Regions from separate parts of the Homo sapiens genome. Here region 2 is linked to region 1. A link is a loop called in an ENCODE intact Hi-C map of the cell type or tissue named here. Cell type or tissue: Calu3. All regions are shown on one strand. Each heading gives the region's core, and the rest is flanking DNA. Links, peaks and the distances in the headings are about the cores only. Region 1 overlaps ATXN10 (ataxin 10). Region 2 overlaps ATXN10 (ataxin 10).

Region 1 (4,399 bases), core at 250-4,249:
TTTCACTGCCTATGTCAGGCTTGATTCCTGGCTCTGAGCACAAGCTCTGTAAGTGCTTGGATTACATAGCAAGGCTGTGATGCAGTCAGGGGCCACTTTTGAGTGTGCAAACAGTCTCATCACTGTTTAAAACTTGAACAAATTCAATTAATGGGTGCCAATTCTGGGCCCTAGAGATACAGAAAAGAATAAGATAGTCTCCATTTTTCAAGGACTTAACAGTCTAGCCGGGGAGATAGGTTATATAAATCTTATCTGATGTGGACAAGTTATTCCAGTCTTATGAACAGATCTCCAGGGCTTCATAGAGGGAGTCTGTTTGTCTGGAAAAGTGGAGGAGTTTCTCCAGGTCTGAGTTTCCCAAAGGTTTGAAAGGAGATGCAGGCCAGGCGCAGTGGCTCACGCATGTAATCCCAACACTCTGGGAGGCCGAGGCGGGCAGATCACGAGGTCAGGAGACCGAGACCAGCCTGACCAAAATGGTGAAACCCTGTCTCTACTAAAATACAAAAAAATTAGCCGGGCGTGGTGGCATGCACCTGTAGTCCCAGCTACTCAGGAGGCTGAGGCAGAAGAATCACTTGAACCCAGGAGGTGGAGGTTGCAGTGAGCTGAGATCACGCTACTGCACTCCAGCCTGGGCAACAGAGCAAGACTCCATCTCAAAAAAAAAAAAAAAAAGGAGATGTAAGTTTCTCCCAGGCAGAGGATTGGGAGATTTGGAGAGGACTTTCTTCTGGTGGTGAGATATGTTTGAGCAAAGACAGAAGATTGGCGAAATCGGGGGTTTTCAGGAATCCATGGTTTACAACCTGGGGAGAGCATATGACAGTGATCACAGCTCCACATTATTTTTTCTTTATACTGCAAACGCGAATTATTGTGTGCCAAATAGATGCTGTCATGATTACTCTTTAGTCGCTATTAATAGTTATTTGGATTTCAGGAATGTTTTGGTTGGCCTTAGCTCAGTTAAATGCTTTTCATTTGGTTAAAATTATTATAAGGGCATGGTGCATATATAACAAATTACCATGTAGCATTGGGAATTATTCACAACATAGTTCATGAACTTAGTATTTATTCTATGGTCGGGAAATCATTTTTCCCATTTTCTTTAAGAATATTGCTTTTCTTCTGTCTTGTTTAGTCTGTACCATAGTTTGATTCCAAAGCTTTTGCTGTGCTAGATACCAATTTTGAGTAAAACAGATGTTACGATTGCAAGGAATGACTTCAGGGAAGACCATTCACGGGGGAAAGGTGGTTCCCATATAAGAGGCAGACGGCAAAGGATCAGGTGAAAGAAATAATTCTCGCTGCTTTCTTACAGCTGTAAATACACATTCTTAGTCATCTCAGTAGGAAAAGAGAGGCGTTATTGAAGCTTATTCAAGTTGCAGAGCTCTACTTTTACTTGACTATAGCATTAAATAATAAATGGCTTCAAAACTTCATGCAGATGGGGCAAATAGAGGTGATTAGTTTTGTTCTTTGTCCTAGAAATTGTGATCAGCCTTAGCATTCTTCATAGTGTTTTAAACTCCTGGTTATTTTCTTAGCTGATGAGTGTCTACAATATATTTGGTACTCCTTAAAGCTACCTTAAGAATGTTAGTGAATCGGCCAGGTGCAGTGGCTCACACCTGTAATCCCAGCACTTTGGGAGGCCGAGGTAGGCAGATCACGAGATCGGGAGTTCGAGACCAGCCTGGCTAATGGTGAAACCCTGTCTCTACTAAAAATACAAAAATTAGCCGGGCGTGGTGGCGTGTGCCTGTAGTCCCAGCTACTCGGGAGGCTGAGGCAGAAGAATTGCTTGAACCCAGGAGGCAGAGGTTGCAGTGAGCCAAGATTGCACCACTGCAACTCCAGCCTGGGCGACAGAGCAAAACTCCGTCTCAAAAAAAAGAGTGTTAGTGAGTATTCTTCCATTCTTCTTACGGCAATGCTGTCACTAAAAAATGGCTTATGTACTTGTTTCATACAGTTTATTGAGGCAAGATTAGTGCTGTACCCTTGAATTTTCATTTCTTAATTTGGTCACTCAGTTGCCGAGACACTGAGTCAAAGTTTCATTATTTACACTCAGGGCTGACTGGGGGAGACATAGACAAATTATTTTATGTGCAGTTTCCCAGTTTTTAATTAATTTATACTCTGCCTCTTTCAAAACCAAGTTTGAGATACCTTAAAAAATAAATACGAGAAAAAGATAAGGGGGGAAATTAGGGGTAGTGGAAAAGCCAGATAGAAAAAGTAAGGATTCATGTTGTTTGGGTCATAAATTTGACTCCAGACTTAAGAAAGGCCCCGACAGAGAGAAAACATAATAAATAATGTGAGTTCTATTGTCTGTTCGTAAGATAAAAACACACATCACTTGGTGTATAAGAAGCCATGGTACTGAAGTTCAAGGAAAGACGTGTTTCCTCTGCCCCCGGAAAAGGGGCTTCCATAGGTGTCTTCTGCGGCAACTGAGCAGCTCTGTAACCTGGGCAGCTCAGTGTCCAGAGTTCTGAATGAACATGTGGCTCCCTGCTGGTCTGGCTCAATCCAAGGGTGAAAGGTAGGGCACTGTGAATCTACAGCGAGAGCAGAAGGAGAAAATTCATATGGTCTGAATCATTTGGCATTTATAGAATCTCTTAAATTGTCCAATGTGGCAACTTTCCTTCTAACGTTAAAAGAGATTTGCTGTTTCTTTAGGGGATTTATGGAATGAGGAAGTTGGCTTGCATTTAGGTGCAATGTTGCACAAAAAATTCTTATCTTTAGAGCTCTGGAATGATAGCCAGTGCAGGCAGTACTCCTGGCATGAGAGGCACGCAGAGACTGAGATGCCCAGAGGGTACAACCACAGGTTCATCTTTCTCCCTGGGCATACATTCTTGGTGGAAGAACAGGCACACTTTACATTCTCCCCCTCTCCTTTCTCTCCCATCTATGTAGTTGACTGTAGAAGTTTGGTGTGTGTGTTGTCAGCCTCACTGTGTCTACAGAGTAGATAGTATCCTTGTCCTACAGGAATATTGTTTCTTATAACTGAACTTAGCTACATATTGGGTGACAGAGGACCAGAATATATTCTCTGTCTAGAACATTAAATAAAGATACTCTGTTCTGATTCAGGGTAGATCCATAAGCATGAGCAGTCACTGGAACTGGGATTTGGGTTGTCATGGGTAGTGGAAGTGCTCAGGCCAGAGTGCTTCACTTGGCCTTGTGTCTCTGCCAGTTACTGGCTGAGTGATTTGTGCAAGTTACTTACCATCTCTACTTCACTTACCTTATCTGTAAATGGAGAGGACAGTGTTGGCCTCATAAGGCTGTTGCAGAGACTGAGATAATACATGAGAAGTGACAAGAACAGTGTCTGGTGCATAGTAAGTGCTCAATATGTGTAGATCTTTTATTTGGTGTTGTAAATTAAGGAGCTAAAGCAGATAAACGTAGCGTACCTCCCCACAATAGTAGATAAAAGCAGTTTTCTGAATAGGACATTTGGAAATCATAATCTTTTTTTTCTGATTCGTGATAATTTTATCCTTTTTCAGAGAAACAGCACCCAGGACTATCTTCCAAAGAGTTCTGGATATCCTAAAGAAATCTTCTCATGCTGTTGAGCTTGCCTGCAGAGATCCATCCCAAGTGGAAAACCTGGCTTCCAGTCTGCAGTTAATAACAGAATGCTTCAGGTGTCTTCGCAATGCTTGCATAGAGTGTTCTGTGAACCAGAATTCAATCAGGTAGTTACACACGTACCTTGGATTCTGTTTCTTTGTATATGTGCATGCTGGTTCTGTCATTTGGTTTATCTGTTAGAAGTTGTTTTGGGCTGGGTAAGGTGGCTCATGCCTGTAATCCCAGCATTTTGGGAGGCTGAGGCAGGAGGATTGCTTGAGTCCAGGAGTTCAAGACCGGCCTGGGCAACATGGTGAGACCCTGTCTCTACAAAAAAAATACAAAAAATTAGCTGGACATGGTGGCGCACACCTGTAGTCCCAACTGCTCAGGAGACTGAGGTGGGAGGATTGCTTGGGCCAGGGAGAGGCAGAGGTTGCAGTAATCTGAGATGATGCCATTGCTGCAGGCTGGGCCACATTGTGAGACCCTGTCTCAGGGAAAAAAAAAAAAAAAAAGTTGTTCTGGCATGATAGTATCACCCACTGTTATTGCAGGATTGCCCTTTACATCTGCTGGGAGAGGCCCTCTACAGGCCTTGCCATTGGAGTCTCTCTGACTAGTGTATAAAATAATGGAGTGTGTTTAACATTAGGGGTTAGATTTCTTGTTTGTTTTTATCACATGTTTTGAGGTATTTGGTTCTTCATAGTGTTTTGAAGCTGATTTTGAGTCTTTGTTCCTAGATTTTACCTGCCTAAGTTTATATGCAGTT
Region 2 (4,399 bases), core at 235-4,234, 110 kb after region 1:
TTTTAGGCAGCTATTGCTTCAGAAGTCACAGTCTGTTCCACCAGCCTTTGCCAAGGATGCAGGTGCCACAGCATCTCAAGAGAAGTCACCAATCACACAGCTCCATGCTGAGGCCCTCTTGCCTGCTACTGAGGAGCTCTTGCCACCCCCGATTCCTGCCTTTCCCCAGTGATGCAGGACAGGTAAGCCCCCAAATTGGGACTTAGCCTGGGAAGGTTCTTGGCTTTGCCCGGGAAATAATTCAAGGGTGAGCTGGTGGTGGTAAACAGCAACTTTGATTGAAGCAGCAGTGTATAGCAGCAGCAGAGGTGCTGCTCCTTGCAGAGCAGGGCTGCCCTATAGGCAGTGTGCCCAGAATAGCAGCTCAGAGACAGGTCTGCACTCATATTTATACCCACTTTTAACTATATGCGAATTAAGGGGCAGTTTATGCAGAAATTTCTAGGAAAAGGGTGGCAACTCTTAAGTCATCAGGTTGTTGCTGTGGAAAGGGGCGGTAACTTCTGGGTGTTGCCATGGCAATGGTAAACTGACATGACATATTGGTGGGTATGTCTTATAGAAAATGGCTTCCACCCCTGACCTACCTGTTTTAGTTAGTCCTCAATTTGGTCAGGTGTCTGAGCCCTGCCTCCTACCTCTCCAGGACATGGGCAGTAGCCTGGCTGGGCACTTTAAAAAGGACAGTTGTATCCAAGCCTTTGATTTTTTTCTGTCAATTTTAACATTTTCTGTCTCAGAAATATCTATTTCATCTAGATTTTCACATTTTTTTCATAAAATTGTTCATATTTTAATATTTTATCTAGGTTGTCTAAAACCTGTTTCTCCCTTTTAATTCTATTCTTTCTTAAAAAAAAAAAAAGGATGTCTCTTTTTTCCTTCCTCAGTCTTTCTGGAATTTTCCATTCTATTAATGTTTACAAATAACCAGCTTTTGGTTTTGGCTAATCTTCTCTGTAGTGTTGTTGTTCTAATTCACTGACTTTCTTGCCTGTCAGTTTATAAGAACAAAGATAAAAATGATAACAGGCTTTCCTTCAGAAATGATGCAAGACAGGAATCAATGGAATGACATCTTAAAAATACTAAAGGAAAACTGTTAATCTAGAATTATGTATCCAGCCAAAATATCCTTCAAAAATGAAGGTCAAAAAAAAGAAGGTAAAATGTCCTGTAAGAAATGTTAAATGAAGTTCAACAAGGTGAAAGTAAATGATAGCACATGGAAACCTGACCTATACAAATATATACAAAGGATCAGAATCCCTGGAAAAGTTAAATATATGGGTAAAAAGAAAAGATTTCTATTCTCACTTTTAATTTTCTTTGAAATGTAATTGGCTCTTTAAAGTAATCATAATGGCAGTATATTAGGGGATTTTTAATGTGTATATAGAAGAAAAATATATGAGAGTAATTGCCCAAAGATTAAACAGAGTATACAGTTACAACATTCTTATATTGTATGTGGGGTAGTATGGTATTATTTGTAGATAGACTGCAACAAGGTAAAGATGTATACTCTAAACTCCAGTGCAACCACTTTTAGAAAAAGAGAGAGACAGTTAACAAGCCAGTATTGGAGAAATAAGTGGAATATTTAAAAATGCTCAGTCTCAAAAGAGTCTGGAAAATAAGAACAAAGAATAGTGAAGACAAATAGAAAACAGATGGCAGAATGATAAACTCAATCATGTTGATAAATATATTAAATGTAAATGGCTTAAATATCCAACTAAAAGACTACTAGAATGGATTCTATTCTATTCTATTCTATTCTATTCTATTCTATTCTATTCTATTCTATTCTATTCTATTCTATTCTTTTTGAGATGAAGTCTCTCTATGTTGCCCAGGCTGGAGTGCAGTGGCGCGATCTCAGCTCACTGCAACCTCTGCCTACCAGGTTCAAGCAATTCTCCTGCCTCAGCCTCCCAAGTAGCTGAGATTACAGGTTCACCACCACACCCAGCTAATTTTTGTATTTTTAGTAGAGACGGTGTTTCGGGAAGTCAGGGACCCTGAACGGAGGGACTGGCTGAAGCCATGGCAGAAGAACATAAATTGTTAAGATTTCATGGACATTTATTAGTTCCCCAAATTAATACTTTTATAATGTCTTACACCTGTCTTTACTGCAGTCTCTGAACATAAATTGTGAAGATTTCATGGACATTTATCACTTCCCTAATCAACACTCTTATAATTTCCTATGCCTGTCTTGTCTTTAATATCTTAATCTCGTCATCTTCATAAGCTGAGGATGTATGTCACCTCAGGATCCCGTGATGATCACGTTATCTGCACAAATTGTTTGTAAAGCATGTGTGTTTGAACAATATGAAATTTGGGCACCTTGAAAAAGAACTGGGTAACAGCGATTTTCAAGGAACAAGGGAGATAACCATAAGGCCTGACTGCCTGCAGGGCCGGGCAGAACAGAGTCATATTTCTCTTCTTTCAGAAAGTGACTAGGAGAAATATCGCTGAATTCTTTTCTCAGCAAGGAATAACCCTGGGAAACGAATGCATTCCCAGGGGGAGGTCTCTAAAATGGCCGCTCAGGGAGTGTCTGTCTTATGCAGTTGTAGATAAGGGATGAAATACTCCCTGGTCTCCTGCAGCGCCCTCAGGCTTGCTAGGATTAGGAAATTCCAGCCTGGCGAATTCTAGTCAGACCGGTTGACTGCTCTCGAACCCTATTTCCTGTTAAGATGTTTATCAATGACAGTGTGTGCCCAGCAGGACATGGACCTTCATCAGTAATTCTAGTTTCGCCCTGGCCTTGTGATCTCACTCTGCCTCTCTGCCCTTGTGATATTTCATTGCCTTTGAAGCATGTGATCTCTGTGACCCACACCCTGTTTGTACACCCCTCCCCTTTTGAAACCCCTAATAAAAAGTTACTGCTTTTGTGGCTCAAGGGGCATCACGGAACCTGCCAACATGTGATATCGCTCCCAGAGACCCAGCTGTAAAATTTCTCTCCTTTGTACTCTTTCTCTTTATTTCTCAGACCGGCCGACACTTAAGGAAAATAGAAAAGAACCTACGTTGAAATATTGGGGGCTGGTTCCCCCGATAGATGGGGTTTCACCGTGTTGGTCAGACTGGTCTCGAACTCCTGACCTCAAATTATCCTCCCACCTTCCGCCTCCCAAAGCATTGAGATTACAGGCGTGAGCCACTGTGCCTGGCCTATACTGGATTTTGAAAGGCAAGACTCAATTATATGCTATGATAAGAAATATACTTTGAATATAAAGGTGAAGATACCTTAAGAGTGAAAGAATGATATACCATGTAAACACTTATAAGAAAGCTGGAGTGGCTATATTAATATTAGACAAAATAGACCTAAGGACAAAGAATTTCCCTAGATGTAAAAGAGTGATATTTCATAATGATTAAAGGGTCAGTTCATCAAGAAGACATAATAGCCTAAACATACATTGCTAATAGCAGAATTTCAAATAACTGAAACCAAAACTGACACCTGAAAGAAAAAATCGATCTGCAGTCATAATCGGAGATATCAGCGTTCTTATCTTTATAAATTACAGAACAAGCTGAAAGAAAAGCAGGAGGAATATGGAAAACTGGAATACCATCAGCCACCTTGATCAGGTGAAATTTAGTGAACACTGCACCAATAACAGCATGTATGTTCTTTCCAGTACACATAGAACATTCACCAAGACAGACCATATGCTGGGGCCATAACAGTGCTCAATAAATGTAGAAGAACTGAAAACATAGACTATATTCTGTCTCTACAGCAGAATTATAAGTTAAAACTATAAAATATCTCTAATATCCCAAGATATTTGAAAATTAAACAGTACACTTCTAAATAACCCACATGTCATAGACACAACCATATCGAAATTAGAAAATATTTTGAACTGAATAAAAATGAAAAATGGCATACCTAAATTGTAAGATGGGGATAAAGTAGTGTTTAGGAAATTTAAAATACATGAGAAAACAAGACAGATTTAAGATCAGTCATCTTAGTTTCCAACTTAAGAAGGTAATAAAACCAAGAGTAGATTAAACCAATGTAAGTAGAAGAAAAGAATTAACAAAGATAAGAATGGAAATCTTTGAAGTAGAAAATAAAATAGACATAGAGTGGAGAAAGTCCATGTAATCAGAAGCTGGATGCATATTTAAAAAGATTGATCAATCTTTCCAGATAAATCTGTCTACCTGTCAAGAAAATGACACAAAATATAAATGACCTCTATCAGCAGTGAAAGAGGAGACATCATTATAGATATTACAGACATTAAAAAGATAATAAGAGAATAGCATAAACAACTTGATGCCAAAAAATTTTGACAAAATAGATGATATGAACAGTTTTCTTGAAAGAAACAAAATAAAAACTGAA

Evidence for each region. A loop is a pair of places that touch in the nucleus more often than their neighbours do. Peaks named below come from ENCODE experiments on the same cell type or tissue, not always from the same donor. Only the 100,000 strongest peaks of a DNase experiment are listed, where the experiment ranks them.
Region 2: a loop joins it to region 1, with 2.7 times the contacts of the local background. A loop is called at or near these places in 2 of 110 quality-filtered maps.

The regions. Positions count from the first base shown.
Region 1 is chr22:45,686,155-45,690,553 of GRCh38, forward strand. ATXN10 (ataxin 10) reads left to right here. Exons shown (of 12, transcript NM_013236.4): 2 at 3,558-3,749. Among named protein-coding and RNA genes, the nearest start is that of ATXN10, 17 kb to the left of the region's middle. In Calu3, for the core only: no CTCF peak of the experiment used is centred there; DNase peaks (open chromatin) are centred at 2,557 and 2,837.
Region 2 is chr22:45,793,597-45,797,995 of GRCh38, forward strand. The region is part of intron 9 of ATXN10 (ataxin 10); the gene reads left to right. It also overlaps the pseudogene TRNT1P2. Among named protein-coding and RNA genes, the nearest start is that of MIR4762, 35 kb to the left of the region's middle. In Calu3, for the core only: no CTCF peak of the experiment used is centred there; a DNase peak (open chromatin) is centred at 2,665.